Regions from separate parts of the Homo sapiens genome. Here region 1 is linked to region 2. The links are chromatin loops, found by intact Hi-C in ENCODE. Cell type or tissue: A673. All regions are shown on one strand.

What was found. A loop is a pair of places that touch in the nucleus more often than their neighbours do. Peaks named below come from ENCODE experiments on the same cell type or tissue, not always from the same donor. Only the 100,000 strongest peaks of a DNase experiment are listed, where the experiment ranks them.
Region 1: it touches region 2 in a loop (5-fold over the local background); 2 of 110 quality-filtered maps call a loop at or near these places.

Annotation. Positions count from the first base shown.
Region 1 is chrX:30,484,613-30,492,612 of GRCh38, reverse strand. No RefSeq gene overlaps it. Among named protein-coding and RNA genes, the nearest start is that of TASL, 89 kb to the left of the region's middle. In A673, CTCF peaks have their summits at 3,071 and 4,285; DNase peaks (open chromatin) are centred at 3,082 and 4,312.
Region 2 is chrX:30,304,537-30,312,536 of GRCh38, reverse strand. NR0B1 (nuclear receptor subfamily 0 group B member 1) reads left to right here and starts at 3,147. Exons shown (of 2, transcript NM_000475.5): 1 at 3,147-4,341; 2 at 7,714-8,000. The coding sequence starts at 3,174. The coding sequence ends at 7,958. RefSeq lists a cis regulatory region at 1,579-1,932, promoters at 2,854-3,173, 1,591-3,173 and an enhancer at 3,438-3,938. In A673, CTCF peaks have their summits at 3,913 (motif pointing left) and 4,116 (motif pointing right); DNase peaks (open chromatin) are centred at 1,546, 1,916, 3,086 and 4,106; H3K4me3 peaks cover 5,887 bases; H3K27ac peaks cover 6,662 bases.

The DNA of each region.
Region 1 (8,000 bases), 180 kb before region 2:
CATTTAATAAGAAAATTTTCTCTCACCCACTCTAACTCTTAGTCATCCCCAGATCTACACTATTATTTTCTAAACTCTATGGAATCAATTAAAAATATTACTCAACTTTCCTTTCTTCATATCTCTGACACAATAATGGAACCCAGAACCTATAAAGTTCCATTAAAAGTGCATAAATTCCTCCCTAGCTCCCACGAAAATACATTTCCCATGTTTCTCTTTATCTAGCAGATTATTGTTGTCGTTTTTATACCAGACTGTTGGAAGTTTAATGTTAAGTGCTTCATTAATAATGTTTATACTTTAGAAAAATTTGAAACAGATAAATCTTGACAGTGAACAGAACTTATTTATTTTATTCTTTGTGTTTAACATCACAAGGAAGAGTCTAAAAACAGTTTTATTTGTACTTCAAGATATAAAAAGCAGTATTGTACAAACCACAGCCACAGAAATAGAACTAATTACTGGAAAGATAATAATGGTTTTACAATTTGAAACTAAATGTTTGCTTCTATCAGTAATAAAAGGATAACAATTGCTACATTAAAAGAAGAGAAAAAAGAAAAAAACTTATATATTTTCCTGGAATGATAGGGCAAGCACATGAGTTGCTAACAAAAGAGTTTGTACTGAAAAATAATTAAAATAGAAAATTTCTAGCTTTACTTTCTTTGAAATGAATTTGTGACTCTCATTTTGGCAATATTTGCCAGTAATTCAGTTTCCACTGGAAAATAACCTTGACTTTGTTTTCTATTCAGTTTGGTACTCTGCACATTATTTTTCTAACTAACTCATATAAAAGTTTAAAATAGAGTTTCTTTTGACATTCCCAACAGCTCTCTTTCTCCAATCCCTACTGCTCACTAGTTACATAACCTCCAGCAAGTTTCTTAACCTCTCTGTGCCCCAGTTTCTTCATCCATAAAATGGGGATAATAATAGCACACACCTTGTAGGATTTGTGGCCAGGACTAAACGCATCATTACACACTCACAGTCTCTGACAAACAGAAAGCTCTCTAGGTTGTTATTATTTTATGTTTATATTCCACCAAGTACATATTCATGCTACTCTGCATTTCCTTTTTCATGCAATGCTTCCATTATTTTTCCTAAAGAGCCAATTTATGACAATGATTCAGCAAACATTTTTGATTGTCCACTACGTACCTGATAATGGGTACTTTGATCCCTTGAATCAAAGCACCAGATGTAACCTTGAATCTGGTAGAGAGGTTAAATGACACCAGATCAGCCTTATTTCAAATTAAAAGAAAAATTTCTGCAACATCTCTGAGAGATGGCCACACTGTCTCCTTAAACACTTTTAGTGAGGGCAGCTCACCCTTTACACTTGGAGGGCCATTTTCTATGTGTCTAATTGTCAGGCCTTCTGCTGAGCAAATATCTGCCTCCCTATAACTTTGTAGCTGCTGGTTCTAGGAAGCTGCTGGAACATCACAGGCTGCTTGTTCTTTCTCCCACCTGACATACCTCTTCAGATTTTAAAGACCAGTGTCATGTTTCTCCATGCTTCTTTGCTTCGGGATAAATATTTGTAGTTTTCTCAAGTAACTTTTTTTTTTTTTTTTTTTTTGAGATGGAGTTTCACTCTTGTTGCCCAGGCTGGAGTGCAATGGCGTGATCTCAGCTCATTGCAACCTCTGCCTCCCGGGTTCAAGCGATTCTGCTGCCTCAGACTCCCGAGTAGCAGGGATTACAGGCATGCACCACTACACCTGGCTAATTTTGTATTTTTAGTAGAGACAGGGTTTCACCATGTTGGTCAGGCTGGTCTCGAACTCCCGACCTCAGGTGATCTGCCCGCCTCGGCCTCCCAGAGTACTGGGATTACAGACGTGAGCCACTGCACCCAGCCGAGACACTTTTTAATTTGTCACAGTTCTTTACATAGAGGATCTAGAAGTGCAAAAAATAGTTGAGATATGTTCTTACCAGTGCTATTAGACTGCATGATTTGATGATACTATACACCTGTGCATGTAGGATAAACATTGCATTTTTATGTTTTTATTGGACATATTATATTGTGGGCTCCAATTAATCTCGTGATTATCTAAAACTTCACATCTTTTTCCAGTGATCTGAGGTCAAGTGTGGCCCTTCATTCTAAACTTTTTATTATTTGCTTATTTATTTTTTGAGACAGGGTCTCATTCCGTCACCCAGGCAGGAGTGCAGTGTTGTGATCACGGCTCACTGCAGCCTTGACCTCCTGAACTCAAGCGATCCTCCTTCCTCAGTCTCCCGAGTAGCTGGGACTACAGGTGAGCGCCACTGCATCCAGCTACTTTTGGTATTTTTCGTAGCAACAGGGTTTTGCCATGTTGCCCAAGCTGGTTTCGAACTCCTGGGCTCAAGCAACTCGCCTGGCTTGGCCTTCCAAAGTGCTGGGATTACAGGCATGAGCCACCATGCCTGGCCTAAACTTTTTAAAATGAAATTTTAGTGCCTAAATGTAGGATTTGCTACTTATCCTCTTAAAATGTTACGTTTTTATTCCAACTCAATATTTTGGATTTTAATGATATCATCCAATGCATTACTTTCAAACATTATGGCATCTGAAAATTTGAATAGTATGCCCTTGATATGTACTTGATGTGGATAGCACATCGCTAGAGTCCCCACTGTGCTAGAAGTCAGTATACTAATCATGCATCAATAGTAGTTTGGAAGACTTTAAGTGTCCGTAATTGATTAAAAAATATGATAAACAAACCATCACTATTTAATTTTTAAACTGATATTACTGAGTGCCTGGTTGTGTCAAGAACTGTGCCAGGTAGAGTAGATTATTGCTGTAACACACCGCATTTTGTTCACACTTTCTATATCCATGCTCTTGTGTATTCTAAATCTGGGCACAGAGACACAACTTGCTTCGGCCAACAGGATAATAGCAAATGTCCTACAAGCAGAAGCTTGAAACACATTTGTGCATTAAGGCTTACTCTCTCTTGCCAGTCTTAGAAGACTGACACCTCCATTATGTGAATAAGTCAATAGTAGGCTGCTGGAGATAGGTGGCACTGTCACCCTTTCCACTCCAGCGAGTAGTCCAGCACCAACTGACAGCTAGCACCCACCACCAGGCATGGGAGTGAGGTCATCTTAGGTCAATTTGTCCCTAGCAAACTCACCAGATGACTACAACTATATGAGTGAGTCCAGATGAGACCAGCAGAAAAGCCACTTAACTGAGTGTAGCTCAAATTTTCAAACCATATAATCATAAACCTAATAAATGTTTGTTGCTTTAACCCACTAGGTTTTGGGGAGGCTTTAACGGATGTGGTAAATTTTTCAATTTTCCATCCCTGCTCATATCCATTCTCTCTTCCCTGATACTTTTTAGTCATTCTCACAAGATACAGGGAGCATTCTGTTTTTTTTTTTTTTTTTTTTTTTGAGACAGAGTCTCACTCTTGTCACCCAGGCTGGAGTGCAGTGGAGTGATCTCGGCTCACTGCAACCTCCGCCTCCGGGGTTCAAGCGATTCTCCTGCCTCAGCCTCCCCAGTAGCTTGGATTATAGGCGCCCGCCTGGCTAATTTTTGTACTTTTAGTAGAGACGGGGTTTTGTTATGTTGGCCAGGCTGGTCTCGAACTCCTGACCTCAGGTGATCTGCCCGCCTCGGCCTCCCAAAGTGCTGGGATTACAGGCGTGAGCCACTGCGAGCATTCTTTCTGGGCTTGGCCATTTCACTTGCCTTGGCCCGTGAAATGTGGGGAGAAGTGATAGTATGCCAGTTTTGAGTTGAATTCTTAAGAGTCACCATGTGTACCTGCTCACCCTCTTGTGCTTCTGCACCATAAGAAAAAGATGAAAGAGATATAGTGCTCACTTGGATGCAATCTGAGTCGTGGCACCAAGCCCATCTGAGGTCGTCCCAGATCGGCCAGCCCTCAGCCAAACTGCAGATGTGAGAACAAGGAGAAATCATTGCTGTTTTTTGCACCCGCTGTCAGGGTGGTTTGCTTTGCTGCATTTTTTTATGTTGATATCTAACTGACAAAGTGGAGATGGTTAAAGATATTGCTATGTCAACAGGATCTTTTAAAGTAACAAAGTCACGGATCATAGTAAACTGCTGGTTGAATTTGATGTACTAATAAATTTTTACATTGGGATAAACTAAAATAATAGGTATCCAAATACTACTCAGATGGTTAGAAATCATGGGTCACCGCAACATCTGGGAAATGAGCAGTAGCAGTGGCTTTTAAATTTTGCAGTTTTGTCCTATTTCTAGGTCCTACCACTGGGAGCCACTGTTGCTACTATTACTATGATTCAAGGTTCTTAGACACTTTCAGTACCAATCGTCTTGTCACATTTCCCCTTTATTATATTTCAGTAGCAGTCGTCTTGTCACCTTTCCTCTTTATTAAGCAAGTTACTTAACTGCTCTGTGTTTAAGTTTTCTCATCTGCAGAATGGTAGTAAAATAGTACCTACCATGTAGGGTTGCTGTAAGGATTAATATCATGGGAGGTGATGATTAAGGTGTTAAGAGTTAGTGGATATAAACAAGATTTCCATTAGAGGTATTTGTGCTTAGTAGGGGGTTTCTTAAACATCACAAGCCTTCAGTACTCAAAGGAGTTAGGTTACAAGAATGGTCTGACATGAGGTGTGGTTTATATTTTGGGATGGACAGCCTTCTTTCTATGCAAATCACAGAAACGTAGATTGCTCCAAGCAGCTCCAGCTGATTTATAATGTTAGTCCTGCTGGTCCCCAAGAGCCAATAAAAGAAGGTTTTTGTTTTAAATTTCTAATGTACCAAAGTCTGGTAATTTTGAAAAATCACAATAAACATGGATTCCTAGATGTTGCTGCAATATAAAATTGCTATATAAGTTTCTGTTTACTCCTCAGTTTCTGTAGCTAATTCTTTGTTGGACTGGCAACATGGAATTCATAGCCCAGGACCAGCCTGCTGACCACACTGTGAATAGTGCTGCAGTGAGGTATTTTGGAAGGGAGGGGTTGTCAGAGAAATGCTCTGTTTTATTTCCTCCCCTGTCAATACCATAACCACCTTATTGTCCCAGACAAGCAGAAAATTATAAGCGTGAAGGTATCATTGATTAGAGGAGATCACTGTTACATATAATACTATTCAATAATGAGTAACAATGAAATGATGCAATCAACACCATCTTCTGCCAACCAATATGTTTATCATGTTTTAGTATGGTAATACATGATGCGAATTAACGAAATCATCAAATATATACTGAACATCTGCCATATGCCAGACACTATCCTAAACGCTAGAGATACGTCACTGTATAAAACAGACAAGCCTTACAGTAACCAAAATGGCAGGATACTGGTACCAAAACAGATATATAGACCAATGGAACAGAACAGAGGCCTCAGAAATAATGCCACACATCTACAACCATCTGATCTTTGACAAACCTAACACAAACAAGCAATGGGGAAAAGATTCCCTATTTAATAAATGCTGTTGGGAAAACTGGCTAGCCATATGCAGAAAACTGAAACTAGATCCCTTCCTTATACCTTATACAAAAATCAACTCAAGGTGGATTAAAGACTTAAACGTAAGACCTAAAACCACAAAAATCCTAGAAGAAAAACTGGGCAATATCATTCAGGACATAGGCATGGGCAAAGACTTCATGTCTAAATCAGCAAAAGCAATGGCAACAAAAGCCAAAATTGACAAATGGGACCTAATTAAACTAACGAGCTTCTGCACAGCGAAAGAAACTATCATCAGAGGCCGGGCACGGTGGCTCACGCCTGTAATCCCAGCACTTTGGGAAGCCAAGACGGGTGGATCACGAGGTCAGGAGATCAAGACCAACATGGGTAACACGGTGAAACCCTGTCTCTACTAAAAATACAAAAAATTAGCCGGGCGTGGTGGCGGGCGCCTGTAGTCCCAGCTACTCAGGAGGCTGAGCCAGGAGAATGGCGTGAACCCGGGAGGCGGAGGTTGCAGTGAGCTGAGATCACGTCATTGCACTCCAGACTGGGTGACAGAGCGAGACTCCATCTCAAAAAAAAAAAAAAAAAGAAACTATCATCAGAATGAACAGGCAACCTACAGGATGGGAGAAGATTTTTGCAATCTATCCATTTGACAAAGGTCTAATATCCAGAATCTACAAAGAACTTAAAATTTATGAGAAACAACCCCATCAAAAATTGGGCAAAGGATATGAACAGACACTTCTTAAAAGAAGACATTTATGCAGCCAACAGACGTATGAAAAAATACTCATCATCACTGGTCATTAGAGAAATGCAAACCAAAACCACAATGAGATACGATCTCGTGCGAGATAGAATGGAGATCATTGAAAAGTCAGGAAACAATAGATGCTGGAGAGGATGTGGAGAAATAGGAACACTTTTACACTGTTGGTGGGAGTGTAAATTAGTTCAACCATTGTGGAAGACAGTGTGGCAATTCCTCGAGGATCTAGAACTAGAAATACCATTTGACCCAGCAATCTGATTACTGGGTATATACCCAAAGGATTATAAATCATTCTATAAAGACACATGCACACGCGTGTTTATTGCAGCACTATTCACAATAGCAAAGACTTGGAACCGACCCAGATGTCCATCAATGATAGACTGGATAAAGAAAATGTGGCACATATACGCCATGGAATACTATGCAGCCATAAAAAAGGATGAGTTCATGTCCTTTGCAGGGACATGGATGAAGCTGGAAACCATCATTCTCAGCAAACTATCACAAGAACAGAAAACCAAACACCGCATGTTCTCACTTATAAGTGGGAGTTGAACAATGAGAACACATGGACTGGGAGGGAAACATCACACACCGGGGCCTGTCAGGGGGTGGGGGACTAGGGGAGGGATAGCATTAGGAGAAATACCTAATGCAGGTGACAGGTTGATGGGTGCAGCAAACCACCATGGCATGTGTATACCTATGTAACAAACCTGCACGTTCTACACATGTACCCCAGAACTTAAAGTAAAATAAAAAAAATTAAAAAAAAAAAAACCAGACAAGCCTTGGCCCCTTATAAAGCTTATGTTGTAATAGAAAGTCCCCAAAATACAGAATCAGTTTTAATGGACTCTGCATTTACTCCCTACTGCTGTTGGCATAAATGCTTGATAAACTTCATTAAATTTAACATAATTAATTCTTGGCTTCTTCCTTTCATGACAATTTTTAAACTAGCTTGGATGATTTGTGTTTATTTCCTGACCTGAGGATGTAATTTTAGAGTAGTCCTCATTTGCCCTTTGAGGAACAATTTTTAAAAAAAATTAAAGAGTTGCATTTTGAAGGTGTCTCTGACCAATTCTTTCATTTATAGTAATATGCCCAAGCAACTGACCATGTCCCCTAAGGAAAAATGAAGAATAGAAAGAGAAGAAGGATTATTGATTTGCAGAAGTACATGTTTGAAACTGAAAAGTACCCAACAGGAAGTTCAGCCTACCATTTTTAACATGCAAACATTCACCACAATAATTATTTGTTAATATAAATCTACATTATAGATCCTGGAGAATACATTTATACTAGGAGCTACTAGTGGGTAACAAATTGCAATGGAAATGGAAATGGCCTGCTTTCAACCATTAATCACCACAAACACCTTCATTCCAATCCCAGATCTGTCATTTACAAACAAATTGACCTGCTGTATTTTAATGCTGTGTGACTTGGAGCAAGTTACTTAACTGCTCTGTGTTTAAGTTTTCTCATCTGCAGAATGGTAGTAAAATAGTACCTACCATGTAGGGTTGCTGTAAGGATTAACATGATATTCTATGTAAAGTGCTTAGCACAGTGCCTGGTACATGTTAAGTGCTCAATAAGTATTTGCAATTATAAAAGGGAACTAGCCTGTTGTGTGGATCTCAGTTTTTGTATTTGATTTCCGAACATGTTGGGAAACAGCTATCAGAAATAAATTCCTCTGTTGATTGTCCAG
Region 2 (8,000 bases):
CTTTTGACTGTTAACCCACTTTTCCTGTTACTTTACCACAGTCCTTGTAGCACTCTGAGTAGCAAAACAGGCCTCCAGAAAATGCTGAGTCTAACAAGGCCTACTACATTGTCCTCCTTCCAGGGTCAGCGCAGCGATAGCTGGGTGGGAGTGCTCGGCCTGCCCATTGGCAGTAGGAGCCGTAGCCTTCTCTCTCCCTCAAGGTACAGTTTGCCAACAAATGTATTTTTTGAGCACCTACTACGTGTCAGAAATCATTCTAATTGCTGGGACACAATACAGAGTGACAGATTCCTTGCCCTCAAAGGACTTTTGTATTAGTGGAGGAGACACAATCAGTAAGCATCGAACAACTAAATAAATCATGTCAGGTGTTGGGAGGAAAAGGAAATCGTGACTAGCTCTGGCAACATAAGGTAGGGACAAAGGTCGGCTGGGTTTTTCAGCTAGGCTGGTTGGTGGGTTCATTAAGCCACTGATCTCAGTGCCTGTGTGGCACTTGAGGGATGAGGCTGTATGGCGAGTGAAGACTGCCACAATACTGCTAAAGCAGTAACGACGATACCCCAAACAGTAGCTTGAATACTGGAAATGGCAAATAATGAAATAGCCCATGAAACAATATTGCCAACACACAATTGTGTGAACCAGGTGACCCATCCAGTGTTTAGAGTCTGGGCCAAGAAATGTGGACACACAAAGAAAGTAGGATAAAATCTTCTGGGTGGAAATTGTGTGTGTGTGAGGCTTCCCTAGGAGAGACAGAACTGTGGCAGTGCTGGTACAGGAACACCTCCTAACTCTGAAGTTATTCTGCGTTGTCCTAAAATGGTTGATACATCCACCACTTGACACATAACAAACATTATTATAAACACTTTACACAAATTAACTCATGTATAAAGATTACCTCACAGACGCTGTTGTGCATGTTTGACAAATGAAGAAACTGAGGCACAAACAGCTTAAGTAACTTTCCTGTGATAGGCTGAATAGTGTCCAAAGATGTCCATGTCCTAACCTTTAGAACCTGTGCATTTGTTAACTTATAGAATGAAAAGGCCTTTGCATATGTGATCAAGTTAAGAATTTTTGGATAGAGATATTATCTTGGATTATCTGAGTGGGTCCATTATAGTCACAAAGATTCTTACAAGAATCAGAGAAGGAGATGGAAGCAGAGGCCAGAGTTATGTGATCAGATATTAAGGAGCTTAGGCAGCTTCAAGAAGCTAGAATAAGCAAGGAAATAGATTCTGTCCTAGAACTTCCAGAAGAAATGTCACCTTGACTTTAGCTCAGTGAAACTGATTTCAGACTTCTGGCTTCCAGAATTATAACATAAAAAATTCGTGTTGTTTGTGTTGACTTAAGCCACTACATTTGTGGTAAGTAAAGCAGCGACAAAGAAACTAACACATTGCCCAAGGTTATGATGCTACAAAGTGGCAGGGCCAGGATTAAAACTGAGGCAATCTAGTGCTAGTTCCAGGGATTTAACCACTGTGCTATTTAGGGCCTCTCACAGGCAGAATGAAATTTAACGCTGCAAGCAAAATGGGGGTCTCCTAGGTTTTCCTCTTATGCTGAGAATTCCAGGTCCTGGAGAAGAAGAAAAAGAGAAAGAAAGAGAGAGAGAGAAGGAGTGAGAGAGGGAGGGAGGGAGGGAGGGAGGGAGGAAGGAAGGAAGGAAGGAAGGAAGGAAAGGAAGGAAGGAAGGAAGGAAGGAAGGAAAGGAAGGAAGGAAGGAAGGAAGGAAGGAAGGAAGGAAGGAAGGAAAAGAAACAGCAAAAAAAGAAAGAGGGAGGATGGGAGGGAGGGAAAAAGTAAAAATGATTCTGTATCAGCTGGTATATACCAACACCCTTCCCTGCCCCATGTCTTCACAGCTGTGTGGCAAGTGAAGACTAATGGATCCAGGCTTCCTGATGCTTCTATTTATCATTATTCACTTAGGAAGGGTGGGAAAAGAAATACTAATTACACACTTACCAATGGAATACTTTTACAAGGATCAAAATTTCTCACTGCGGCCATGAAAAAGAATGAGAGCTGGCGGCCATCATGCTTAGCAAAGTAATGCAGGAACAGAAAACCAAATATCACATGTTCTCACTTGCAAGTGGGAGCTAAATAAAGAGATCACCTGGACACTAGGAGGGGAACAACAGACACTGGAACCTACTTGAAGGTGGAGGGTGGGAAGAGGGAGAGAATGAGAAAAAATACCTATTGGATACTATTACCTGGGTGATGAAATAATCTGTACACCAAACCCCCACGACAAGCAATTCACTTATATAACAAACCCGCACATGTACTCCTGAACCTAAAAGTTAAAAGAAAAAAAAATATATACTAAAATGAAAACAATTCTCACTGTAACAATATTATCCCCTCGTAATTATTATATTCCTAAGTTTTAGGCACTTTTACATCCTGCTCGCTGCCCCCAGCTCTCTTAACACAGCATCCAGGACATAGTGGGCGCTTATAAATACTGATGGCATTAAACTGAGCGCTTATGATAGCATATTTAGAGCAGTGCTTTTCAAACGTCTAGGTGCATGTGAATCCCTGGGGACACCGTTAAAATGCAGATTCAGAGTTAGAAAGTCTGGTTGGAGCCTGAGATTGGGCATTTCCACCGAGTTCCCATATGATGCTTGTCTATGTTCTGTATTTTTCAAGGTCTCAGAAAATGAGACCTCCCTATCCATATACAAATATAAGTCACACAAACTGTGATAATTTAATGAAAGTTTACAAAGAGCATAGAAGTAGATGTTTCCTCTTTTCCCCTGCCCTCCCAATAAAGGGAACAAATTAGATGCGAGGGTTCAATGGAAAGAGTTGCAACAGCATCCAGGCGCTCGCTCTCCTCCGGTCTTCCTGAGACAGGGAAAGGGGTAATGAGAGGAAGGAGGAAAGTGTCCAGGAGCTCCCACGCTGCTGTTCTTCCATTTCCAGCTTTTAAAGAGCACCCGCCCCTTCGAACCACCGAGGTCATGGGCGAACACACCGGAGCGCAGCACCGCGCCCCCCCGCACACACCGCCCGCCTCCGCGCCCTTGCCCAGACCGAGGCGGCCGACGCGCCTGCGTGCGCGCTAGGTATAAATAGGTCCCAGGAGGCAGCCACTGGGCAGAACTGGGCTACGGGCGCCGCGGGCCATGGCGGGCGAGAACCACCAGTGGCAGGGCAGCATCCTCTACAACATGCTTATGAGCGCGAAGCAAACGCGCGCGGCTCCTGAGGCTCCAGAGACGCGGCTGGTGGATCAGTGCTGGGGCTGTTCGTGCGGCGATGAGCCCGGGGTGGGCAGAGAGGGGCTGCTGGGCGGGCGGAACGTGGCGCTCCTGTACCGCTGCTGCTTTTGCGGTAAAGACCACCCACGGCAGGGCAGCATCCTCTACAGCATGCTGACGAGCGCAAAGCAAACGTACGCGGCACCGAAGGCGCCCGAGGCGACGCTGGGTCCGTGCTGGGGCTGTTCGTGCGGCTCTGATCCCGGGGTGGGCAGAGCGGGGCTTCCGGGTGGGCGGCCCGTGGCACTCCTGTACCGCTGCTGCTTTTGTGGTGAAGACCACCCGCGGCAGGGCAGCATCCTCTACAGCTTGCTCACTAGCTCAAAGCAAACGCACGTGGCTCCGGCAGCGCCCGAGGCACGGCCAGGGGGCGCGTGGTGGGACCGCTCCTACTTCGCGCAGAGGCCAGGGGGTAAAGAGGCGCTACCAGGCGGGCGGGCCACGGCGCTTCTGTACCGCTGCTGCTTTTGCGGTGAAGACCACCCGCAGCAGGGCAGCACCCTCTACTGCGTGCCCACGAGCACAAATCAAGCGCAGGCGGCTCCGGAGGAGCGGCCGAGGGCCCCCTGGTGGGACACCTCCTCTGGTGCGCTGCGGCCGGTGGCGCTCAAGAGTCCACAGGTGGTCTGCGAGGCAGCCTCAGCGGGCCTGTTGAAGACGCTGCGCTTCGTCAAGTACTTGCCCTGCTTCCAGGTGCTGCCCCTGGACCAGCAGCTGGTGCTGGTGCGCAACTGCTGGGCGTCCCTGCTCATGCTTGAGCTGGCCCAGGACCGCTTGCAGTTCGAGACTGTGGAAGTCTCGGAGCCCAGCATGCTGCAGAAGATCCTCACCACCAGGCGGCGGGAGACCGGGGGCAACGAGCCACTGCCCGTGCCCACGCTGCAGCACCATTTGGCACCGCCGGCGGAGGCCAGGAAGGTGCCCTCCGCCTCCCAGGTCCAAGCCATCAAGTGCTTTCTTTCCAAATGCTGGAGTCTGAACATCAGTACCAAGGAGTACGCCTACCTCAAGGGGACCGTGCTCTTTAACCCGGGTAAGGGTACTGGCCTTAGGCGCCGGCTTTTCCCAGCTCACAAAAGCATCGGGCAGTGCCTATCTAGGGGCGCGGGCAGTAACGAGTTTTCAGTGATCAGGAGAGTGTCGGGGCAAAGGTGAAGAAATCGTGACTAACTCAGCAGAGTTGGGGTGGGGAGCTCCAGGAACCACTTCTGCTGGGTGGGCTGCTATCAGAAACTCAGCCAAGAGGAGGGGAGTTGTTTGTTTAGGTTTGTACTTGGCTCTCTACACATTTCTTACCATAGAAAAGTTTGTGCCTTCATGGGAAATGGTTATTCTTTCTTCTTTAGCTTTCTTTTAAGTCCAGAGCATATCTTTTTCTAAAAAAAGTTTTTGCTCACTGAAGATTCTGCAACATCGATTTCTGAAACCCCATTCTGAAATTTACTAGAACCTTTTTTGGGGGGAGGAAATCTATTAAGGCTAGCAAAAAAGGAAACATTTGTTAAAGGGTCCCATAGAGAGACTATTCCCTAGGGACACACAAGACACTAGATGTAGTGTTTCATGGGCCTGCCTCTGAATGGTTATTTGTATGGTCCTAAGCATCTGGACTATCCCTTCCTCCAAATCTCTGTGAATAATATCAGGTTGGCAAAGGGATAGGGAAAAAAGACACATTAGGGACTGAGAGCAGGAGCACTGTATTTTAGAATTCAAAGAGACTTTAGAGACCTGCTAATCAACCCCCTTTGCTCTGTAGCCTCCCCCCACCCCATTTTACTGAGTAGGTAGATGTGTCCCAAGGTCCCAAGTAAATGGTTGGTGTGTTGTGGCACCTGAGGGTCCTGTCTTCTGGGCCCAGTGGGATATTGGCTGCACTAAACTTTCAGGTTGTCTGTTGGGTGCTGGACACACTGTCCCACAGAGTGCAACCAAATCACTGGAGGAACGTCTCCCTGGACAGCCAGGCACCTTGTCTTGGGTGTTTCTCACTATTAGAATCATCTTCAACCAGCGTCCTTTCAAAATGATTGAAGTGGGAACAAAATTTTCCAGGCAACTTGAGTTGGGATAGTTTTTATAATGCTCCTTTTGTATCTTTTTTCCCTGGTGCTGGAATCTCTGATTAAGTCCCTGCCCCCTGCCTAGCATTTTTGAGGGTGCATAGATCAGTATTTGGTGGGATAATAATTTGTTCAAACCTCACGTTTCATGACGTAGAGACCTCAGCTCACCCCAGTGTCTATTATATGTTACCTTTTTGCTTATACCATTGTTTTCCAAACTTGCCTGTGCATAAGAAGTACTTGTGTGTGTGTGGTTGGGGGTGGGAGGGAGTAGATAAAAGTCTTTCTAGGCTCCTGCCTTATATATTCTGATTCAGTAGCTCTGGCCCAGGGTCTGCAAATCTGCATTCATAATAAGTGTCGCAGATGATTCTTAAGATTATTTGGAAAACAGTCTTCTTATTCCTTCAGCCAGTGTTACTAATCATCCACTATGTTCCTCGTCCTGTTGGGATATAAAGGTGAGAGGGGCTCAGCTTCCAGAAATTTACATTCCATTAGTTTCAGTATCAACAGTTTCCCTTGACTCTGTTTTATATACTTTTAACACACACACACACACACACACACACACACACACACACATTCTTCCTTATTCTTGATTGACTTTTCCTAATCCTCTCTCAATATGAGTTTAACCAGCTAAGCTGAGTGTGTTTGAAACACAAATGTACCTATATTTGGGAGAAAGGTAATGCCTATTAAGAGTGTGGCCTCTCTTTGCTGTTTATCCTTTGTATGTCCCATATATAAATTTAAATACATTATATATATAGGTTCAAACTTAAGGAGATATAAAACTGTGGAGTCCATTTGCATTTTCTCTTCCCTGACCTTATTTTGAAGGCCAGTTTGTGTGTCTCTGTGTGGGGGGGAACCACTTGGGTGGGGAGAAGGTGGAGGGGTATATTGTGAACACAGAGAAAAGTAATGTGGCATACACAAGATGAAGTTTTCACAAGCCATGAATCTAGACCTAGAGAAGCTTCAGATTTCTGGTGGAGTTTCATGCAAGCCTCTTCCTACTTTCATCGATGGAATTCAAACACAACAAAATTGGGTCTTAAGCCTGGATCTCAAGCTGTAGATAGAAGGGGATGATAATGTGTGGACTAGAGTAATCAGAACTGGAATATGGATTAAAATGGTTGCTTTATTTTTGTTCTTATTTATGAGATTTGATATTCGCCCATAATAGGAGTGCCTCTCGCTTATTACCATTATTATTTTTTTAAAGAACACTGGTTCTGCTGCTCTGTGATGATTGGCATGGTGCTTTTAAAATACTTTTCTGTTGAATTTTTTAGGAAAAGGGAAGGAAAATGATTGCAATCATCATTAACATCATTTAAACCAAGTGGTCAACTGCTAATTACTTGAATACAAGTTAAAGAACTTTGCAACGATATTATCATCATGGAAGATCAAAGGACCTTCAAAAGCAGCCTCCTCTTATTACTTTCCTTATAAAAACTTACATCCACTTAAACTTTCCTGCATTTATTTCTTTCACTTTTACTTCGGTATCACACTATACTGCAAAAGGTCATGTGTTTTCTATTACAAAAGTTATTCTTGAATCATGGTACAATTCGTGATGTTTTCATGTTTACTTTTTAAACTTTTAATGACTATAAGAATTTTCAAAAACTTCTTACTTTAATATTTTTGAAAAGAGCCTTTTTGAACACTCATTAGAATCATTCTTTTATTTTTTTCAAAATCTTCCCCAATACAGAAATCATGGTGCAATGAGCTAAGTGGCCAGTGTTAGCTTTCAAATTATTCGGGCCTCTAGACTAATATTGGCCTGCAGGCAAATAGGTAAAATGAAACTGTGCGTCAAAGTTTGTGGCTGTGAAGTTTACCACCATTGGCTGAACGATCAGTGTAATGATGGAAAGTTCAAAGAAGAATGGTAAAAACATTTGTCTCATGGCAACACTTCTTGTTTATCATGGCTTGTTTCTCATAGGTAAAGTGCCCACCTCTTGAAATATCATGAACTTCTTCATATTTGCATAGAAAGTGAACTGGAGTGATGATTCATTAAACCGTATTCTACTGTCATATTAAATTGTGTGCGTTTGTTGGCTCATGGCCAGTGTATTTGCAAACGTGTGCATAGAAACATAGTAAATATTAAGTAAGATCACATGATGTTTCATTCTTGGACACGTTGCTTCTGAAAACGTAGACTGGTTTGGCCTTTTACCCTTTTAACCGGGAAGCTTTGGGTCTTGTTTAATTGGGATGAAACAGAAATGGCTATTTTTAAAAAGCTAGCAAAGGACTCTGTGGTGAGCTGTTTTATAACAAAGAGATTTTTCTCCCTCCAGACGTGCCGGGCCTGCAGTGCGTGAAGTACATTCAGGGACTCCAGTGGGGAACTCAGCAAATACTCAGTGAACACACCAGGATGACGCACCAAGGGCCCCATGACAGATTCATCGAACTTAATAGTACCCTTTTCCTGCTGAGATTCATCAATGCCAATGTCATTGCTGAACTGTTCTTCAGGCCCATCATCGGCACAGTCAGCATGGATGATATGATGCTGGAAATGCTCTGTACAAAGATATAAAGTCATGTGGGCCACACAAGTGCAGTAGTGCAGTTCACCATG